Linked DNA regions of Homo sapiens: region 2 is linked to region 1. The links are chromatin contacts, found by Hi-C or POLR2A ChIA-PET in ENCODE. All regions are on one chromosome and are shown on one strand. Each heading gives the region's core, a stretch centred on a gene start or an enhancer-like site at or near the end of the contact. The rest is flanking DNA. Distances are from core to core; before and after follow the strand shown. Region 1 overlaps RORA (RAR related orphan receptor A). Region 2 has its middle 21 kb from the start of USP3.

What was found. A loop is a pair of places that touch in the nucleus more often than their neighbours do. ChIA-PET counts read pairs that join two places held with the same protein, here RNA polymerase II (POLR2A). Pooled maps may share reads with other maps.
Region 2: a map with no recorded cell type shows a loop between it and region 1 (11-fold over the local background). The contact joins two enhancer-like sites. A Hi-C loop is called at or near these places in 1 of 37 single-sample maps with no recorded cell type and 2 of 50 pooled maps. POLR2A ChIA-PET finds 5 or more read pairs at or near these places in 1 of 52 experiments (activated T-cell).

What each region holds. Positions count from the first base shown.
Region 1 is chr15:60,566,719-60,570,517 of GRCh38, reverse strand. The region is part of intron 2 of RORA (RAR related orphan receptor A); the gene reads left to right. All of the region lies in intron 3 of RORA-AS1 (RORA antisense RNA 1), which reads right to left. Among named protein-coding and RNA genes, the nearest start is that of RORA-AS1, 89 kb to the right of the region's middle. RefSeq lists a silencer at 1,954-2,248. Within about 2 kb of position 2,202, at least 5 of the 41 ENCODE cell types and tissues checked have a DNase peak (open chromatin) inside an H3K27ac peak, as active enhancers do.
Region 2 is chr15:63,481,772-63,485,570 of GRCh38, reverse strand. No RefSeq gene overlaps it. Among named protein-coding and RNA genes, the nearest start is that of USP3, 21 kb to the left of the region's middle. Within about 2 kb of position 1,951, at least 7 of the 41 ENCODE cell types and tissues checked have a DNase peak (open chromatin) inside an H3K27ac peak, as active enhancers do.

The DNA of each region.
Region 1 (3,799 bases), core at 953-3,452:
TAATGATGATAATAATAATAATAAACTGGGTATGGTGGCACGCATTATAGTCCCAGCTACTCAGGAGACTGAGGTAGGAGGATAACCCGAGGCTGGGGAAGTCAAGTCTGCAGTGAGCTGTGATCATACCACTACCCTCCAGCCTGGGTGACAGAGCAAGACCTCGTCTGAAAAACAAACACATACACCCACACAAAACAAAAATAATACTGTCCATGGTTTTAAGCATTCTCCTGAAGACAAAAACTTGTTAATACGGTACCATATAAAATCTCAGTTTATCTTCACATCCAGAAAGGAAGGCATTTTTCATGCACATTTAGTTACTCAACAAATATTTATGAAGTGCCCGGGCTGTGTTTGTGTTACTGATGGCCCGTGATCGGCTATCTTCTCTCTTGTCTCGGAGTCAAATAAGCAGGGGGATTGTTGGATCTGTCCCCTTCACCTCCCTTCTGTCGAAGGATCTCACGCTCACATTGTCTTACTTTTCTCTCGTTTTTCCTATCCTTTTAATCTGATCTTTAAATGTCAGTCTCTGTTCTCATCTTCCTTTTTAACGAGTGTGGGTTTCTCATGTTTATCTTGCTCTCCTTTTGCTGACGTATTTGCATCACTTTAGCTGCAGTTAATATCTGCTAAATCAAACCATATTGGCTTGAATAGCTTCCATTGATTTGTGAATAAAAGAATGCTTCAGCTGCTTGGCCCTGCTCTCTGTACGTTCTTTGTCGCCAGTAGGTTTAACTTACTCAAAACCTTCCTTGTCTGCATCCCTCTTTTACCCTTGTATTGTTCATCCTCCCCTGTTCAAGCCATTCACCCTTTTGAGCTGTCGTTACTGTAAGGGAGTGACTGCTATTTCATTTACTCATTATTTACTGAATGAGGAGACTAATTGTCATTTTTCTTTGCTGTTGCCCTGTTTCCCCCTTTTAACCACCACCCTTCCGCCCCTTTATGGTGAGGACCAAAATCACTGTTGTCATTAGCTAGCCTGTATTGAGCATCTACTACATATTTACTAAGCATCATTCAGAAGACTTGAATTTTGTAAAAATGAATCCTTTGGGTTTTTTCTTTTCTTTTTCTTTTTAAAGAGACAGGGTCTCACAGGCTGGAGTGCAGTGTTGCCATCATAGCTCACTGTAACCTGGAACTCCTAGGCTCAAGTGATCCTTCTGCCTCAGCCTCGCCAGTAGCTGGGGCTACAGGCATGTGACACCACACATGGCTTTTTTTTTTTTTTTTTTTTTAATTTTTTAAAGAGATGGAGTCTCTCCATGTGGCCTAGGCTAGTCTCGAACTCTTAGGTTCAAGCAGTCCTCCCACCTCAGTGGTTTCTTTTGAGAAGGAGTGCAAAATGAACAAGGCACTTTCGTTGATTAATTTAATTCAACCAATTTTCTATATATAATACCTCTTACCACAAAGAAATGATTAGATTCTAAATGCCAGAAGATAGAGGTGTGAAAAGACACTAACCACAAAAAGGCCTTTTGTAAATTGTATTGTCAGCGTATTTTAAACTCCAGGAAATGCCATAATATTGAGTTTTTTTTTTTTTTTTTTTAGCGCAAAACCATCTAAACTGAAATCCATATGAAAAATATCAAAACTATTCAGTCAACTTTTACCTACTTCACTTTGTCATCAACAACTCCCTGTTCCGTCCTTGCAAAGCAACTAATCTTTTTTACTTGTACTAGGAAAACATATAAAACCATCCTGACAGTTTGATAATACAACAACAGTGCTTAGATTCAAGATAAATGTATATTACAAGAAAAGTGAAAGAAGCTCTCAGGTGAGTGAGCTCTGGGTCAAGGCCCTTCGAGCCAAAGGAGAGGAGGTCCTGGACTTTGGTCTGATGTGTTCCAGGATCTGTGCCTGGCCTGCTTCCTGCCTCCCATAGCAGCAGCAAGTCCTGCTTTCCCCAGTGAGATCTCGACTAGACTTCCCCAGTGCCTTGTCAGAGAAAAGGGGCTTCTTCCTTCCTTAGAATCATTCTGACACCACACTGAGCCGGGGTATGCAAACAGGGAGGTTTGGGTCTTGAGAATAGATCATGCAAATTTCTTTCTTGTTTCCCTTAACTACATCAGCAGTAGAGAGCAGAGAAAGCCTTCACTGCCATGCTGCCTCATGGAGGTGCTGAAGTTTCTCCCAGGTAGGAGAGGACTTTGGGCTTCTTTTGGCATCACTACCCTCAGGATGCCTGGCTGTTCCACCTTTCTGTGGGTGGGGCAACCCTTGTCTCTGGCAGAACAGAAAGGTGCACAGGGGCAGAGGTAACAGCAGGAGACATAAGCATTGTCCTATCCATTTTCCAGCAGAGCACCACTGTCCTATCCAGAGCTTATTTTCCTGGAAACCATTCTCTCCATAAAACAGTGGTTCTCAACTGGGGGCACTTTTGACCCCCAGGGAACATTTATCAGTGTCTAGAGAGATTTTTTGATTAATACAATTCGAGAGTGCTATTAGCATCTAGCCACAACAAAGAATTATCTCACACAAAATGTCAGTAGTGCCAAGGCTGAGAAACCCTGCCACAGAGCATGCTTTCTACCTTCTGTTCATCATAGGCCCCTTACATATGACATCTTCATTTTCATTTTCAACCCAAACACATTTTATTTAACACCGTATAACTTCAATTTTAAGTAAAGGAATAAATGGAAAACTTTATTGGCATGAGAAAGAAAAAAAGGGAAAGTAATGCATTACCAAAAGAAGCCGGAGATAATCAGTATGTATGAACTCATGCAATGGTAGAATTATTCTTGCTAATAAAAGAGGGTATCGGCTGGGCCTGGTGGCTCACACCTGTAATCCCTGCACTTTGAGAGGCCAAGGCAGGCGGATCACTTAAGGCCAAGAGTTCCAGACCAGCCTGGCCAACATGGTAAAACCCTGTCTCCACTAAAAATACAAAAATTAGTTGGGTGTGGTGGTGCATGCCTGTAGTCCCAGCTATTCGGGAGGCTGAGGCAGGAGAATCACTTGAACCTGGGAGATGGAGGTTGCATGAGCTGAGATCACACCACTGCACGCCAGCCTGGGTAACAGACCAAGACTCAGTCTCAGAAAAAAAAAAATAATAATAATAATAATAATAATGATAATAAAAGAGGGCATCTCTCTAAAAGAAAAGGTGCAAACCCAAACATTTAGTGCCCCTAGGCAGGTGGTGTGAGTGTGGCAGGTAGAGGAGGCACTTGGACCGCTGGACGGCACATATGCTTTGGAAAGGGAGCACCTCCCTTGGCTCTGTCGCCGTTTGGAATAACTGGTCTGTCATCACCAGGTCTTTTTTTTTTTTTTAAGAGAATCTATAAATCTGAACTTTAATGTGAAATTCCCTGGTTATTAATGGCTAGAAACATATTTTAAAAACTCATAGGCTAGCTCGTTATGGAAGCAGATTAATGGTTTTGGCTAGTTCATCTTTGTTAGTATCTTTATCATTATTGAGATTGTGTGGTTGAACATTGGACAGATGAGCTCTCACACGTAATCTAAACAGACTCCTTTCTGTTCTGAAGGCTTAAGTCACCTAGAAAATAAGTCCAAACTCCTTAACAGAGTATTCAAGGCCCTTTAGGATTAGGTCCCGCCAACCTGGCTACCCACTTTCCATCCTTATATTGAGCCATTTGCTCCACTCTACCCTGCCCTTGAGACACAGTGAGCCTCTCTTTGAACACATCACGCATGTTCATGCTGGGACCTCTCCTTGGCTTTTCTTCACTCCCATCGCAACTTTCACTGCCTAGGGAAGTGCGATATTCATTCT
Region 2 (3,799 bases), core at 702-3,201, 2.9 Mb before region 1:
CTCACTGCAGCCTCTCCTGGGGCCAAGATTCTCCCGCCTTAGCCTCCTAAGTAGCTGGGACTACAGGACACAGCACCACACCCGGTTAATTAATTTATTTTTTTAGTGGAGAAGAGGTCTCACTAAGTTGCCTGGGTTGGTCTTGAACTCCTGGGTTCAGGCTATTCTCCCCCCTTGGCCTCCCAAAGTATTGGGATTACAGGTGTGAGCCACTGTGCCATCCCCTTTACTTTTATGGTTTCATGTTTGACATTTAGGTTTCTATTCGTCTGGGATTGATTTTGGGATAAGGAGTGAGGTAGCAATATAATTTAAATGGTTTTCCCAAATGGAAAATGATGTGTAGCCTGTTGTCTCAATACTATTTAATGAACAGCCCTTTTTTTCTCCTTTGATTTGAAATGCCAGCTTTAAAGTATTAATTCATATATTTTGGGTCTATTTCTGAATTTTTTTCCTGTTGGTTTATCTGTCTATTTCTCAGTCTACAATGCTTTGTTAACCAGAAGTCGGCATTCAATTTTATGGGGTCATCAATATAAATACTACTAAATTTGACATAGGTAACTCTTGGAAGTTAGAACACAGGAAAGGAAGGGTGGAGTCCCTTCATGTCTGAGACACTAGATGTTGATTCAGGAGGAAATATCAAAAAATTGATTTTTTAAACCAAGGCTTCCTGAATAATATTTTTTGTTGATAAGGCAAATACACATTAAATGTCTGATTTTAACCATTAGTTCTGTTGATTTTTGGCTGAATGAAAACATCAAAGTTTGAAACTATGACTTTATGTTCAACTTATTTATTTTCTTATATTTCTCACAGGTCATATATTTACAAAACTATCAAAAGCAGGAACTTGCAACCCTGAGGGACTCTCTCTAGGTATGCAGTGTCTTCCTCACACAAGGTTAGCAGCTGCTAGGATACTAATGCTCAGGGCTTTCAGTCTTATCAGTGATGACCTCGATAGAAACTTGAGTATATTTCCCTCTTTTTTTTTTGAGATGGAGTTTCGCTCTCGTTGCCCAGGCTGCAGTGCAATGGTGCGGTCTTGGCTCAGGGCAACCTCCGCCTCCTAGGTTCATGCAATTCTCCTACCTCAGCCTCCTGAGTAGCTGGGATTACAGGCATGCACCACCACACCCGGCTAATTTTGTATTTTTAGTAGAGATGGGATTTCTCCATGTTGGTCAGGCTGGTCTTGAACTCCTGACCTCAGGTGATCCGCCTTGGCCTCCCAAAGTGCTGGAATTACAGGCATGGGCCACCATGCCCGGCCAAAGCTCTCCATTGTTCTTTCTAACCCGGGGTCAGAAGTGTGGAATGCTTTTGCCTTGAGATGTTTTTATTCCAGCAAGAAGGCTCAATTTTAAACACAAAATGTACTTGTTTTAGCTCTGTGCTCCCAAACTTCCAAAGGGAAGATCTTTTATAAATTTGCTGGATTCTCTGTGGGTTTGTGTTTATTAACTCCCACCATTTGCAAAGTATTTTGTGGTGGCATAAACATCATTTTAAAACAGGAAGTTAGCTTTTAGTCATTAGTCTGAAATCAAGTGTTTCAGAAGAAATGAAAAGGCTTCAGCCAGAGGAGACTTTAACATGACAAAAGTCACAACAGGAAATTAGGTGACTCTGGCTTGGCCTCTCCATTCACAGCTTTTGGGCATGTTCATTCATTTTGTCCATCTCTTAAATACCTACTTTATGCTCAGCCTCATTTAACACTCTAGTGTACACCAGTCAAAGAGCTACTCAGTCAAACTGCAAGGACTCTGTTAATACACAGGCTTCTCATGTACAAAGGTGGGGAAAAGAGGCATTATTTTCACTGCTATACAAATATTCTGATGTGTGAATGAACCATGATTCATGTATTCATTCTCCTGATGATAGACAACATTTTGGGTTGTTTCCAGTTCTTTTCTATTGCAGACAATGCTGCAACGAACAATCTTGCACAACCCCGTCGTGCACATGTACAAGAGTTTCACTAAGGCAGCAGTCCTCAAAGTGTGATCCAGGGACCCACAGGGGTCCCCAAGGCCCTTTCAGAGGGTCCACACGAGCAAAACTATTTTCTTTTTATTTTTTCTTTTCTTTTTTTTTTTTTTTTTGAGACATAGTCTTACTGTCACCCAGGCTGGAGTGCAGTGTCACAATCTGGACCCACTGCAACCTCTGCCTCCTGGGTTCAAGCGATTCTTCTGCCTCAGCCTCCTGAGTAGCTGGGATTATAGGCGTGCGCCACTATGCCCGGTTAAGTTTTGTACTTTTAGTAGAGACAGGGTTTCACCCCAGGCTGGTCTCCAGCTACTGACCTCAGGTGATCCACCCACTGTGGCCTCCCAAAGTGCTAGGATCACAGGCGTGAGCTACCGCTCCCAGCCGCAAAACTATTTTCATAATAGTTTTCACTCTCATCCTGTCAGGGGTATGCTGTGGAGTTTTCTGGAGGCTGCATGACACATCCACAATTATCTGAAAAGGCTATTAAAATACTCCTACCTCTTCTAATTACATATCTGGGTGAGGCTGGAATTTTCTCATATACTTCAACCAAAACAACATATTGCAACACTTGAATACAAATAGAAATTCTAGCTGTCTTCTAGTAAGCCAGACAATAAAGAGATCGTAAAATATGAAACAATGCCTCTCATCTCCCTAAATTTTAACATAAATAGAATTTTTTTCATAAAATGTGTTAATATCCATTGAGTTTATTTTTTATTTTAAAGCTGATTTTAACTTTTTTAAACTTTTTAACTTTTTTCAGTTTTAATTTCTAATACTGTAAATATAAATAAATACAGCCCACGTGAACAAAAGCTTTTTGGGGTCCTTGATAATTATTATCAGTGCAGTGGCATGATCACAGCTCACTGCAGTCTCAACCTCCTGGAGTCAAGCAATCCTCCCAAAGTGCTGGGATTGCAGGCATGAGCCACTGTGCACATCCTGATAATTTCTAAGGACATAAGAGTCCTAAAACCAAAAAAATATGAGAAGTAGTGCCCTAGGGTATATATACCCAGGAGTTGTGACGTAGGTGCATATTCATCTTTAAATGGTAACTCTAATAACCACTGATGATTAAGTTCAATTTGATATCATTTGTATAGAGCCCCCCAAAGCAGTACAACTAAACTTTATACAGCTCAGAAATGCATGCAGATTGCTAAAATTGAAAAAAAAAAATAGGCAAGGTTAAGCTCAAAATGTAGGATAGTTGGCCAGGTGCGGTGGCTCACGCCTGTAATCCCAGCACTTTGGGAGGCTGAGGCGGGTGGATCACAAGGTCAGGAGATCGAGACCATCCTAGCTAACACAGTGAAACCCCGTCTCTACTAAAAATACAAAAAATTAGCCGGGCGTGGTGGTGGTCCCCTGTAGTCCCAGCTACTCGGGAGGCTGAGGCAGAATGGTGTGAACCCGGGAGGTGGAGCTTGCAGTGGGCTGGGATCATACCACTGCACTCCAGCCTGGGCGACAGAGCAAGACTCCGTCTCAAAAAAAAAAAAAAAATTGTAGGATAGTGGTTACCTTTCACGGAGAGGCAGGGGGATGGAGGGAAAAGGGACAGATTGGACTGGTCTGAGGTACAGTGTTTAGTACTATGCCTTATAACTCACAGATATGCTGCCTTTTTCTTTCATATGTGTTAAATATGACATACTTTCTTATTTACTAAAAATAAGAAAGAAACAGTTTCTGCCCACAAGAGGCTCCCTGTCTGGTGATTGTGAGTGGAAATCACATTCCTCTTCCCTCTGAGTTTCAGCTCATTGAG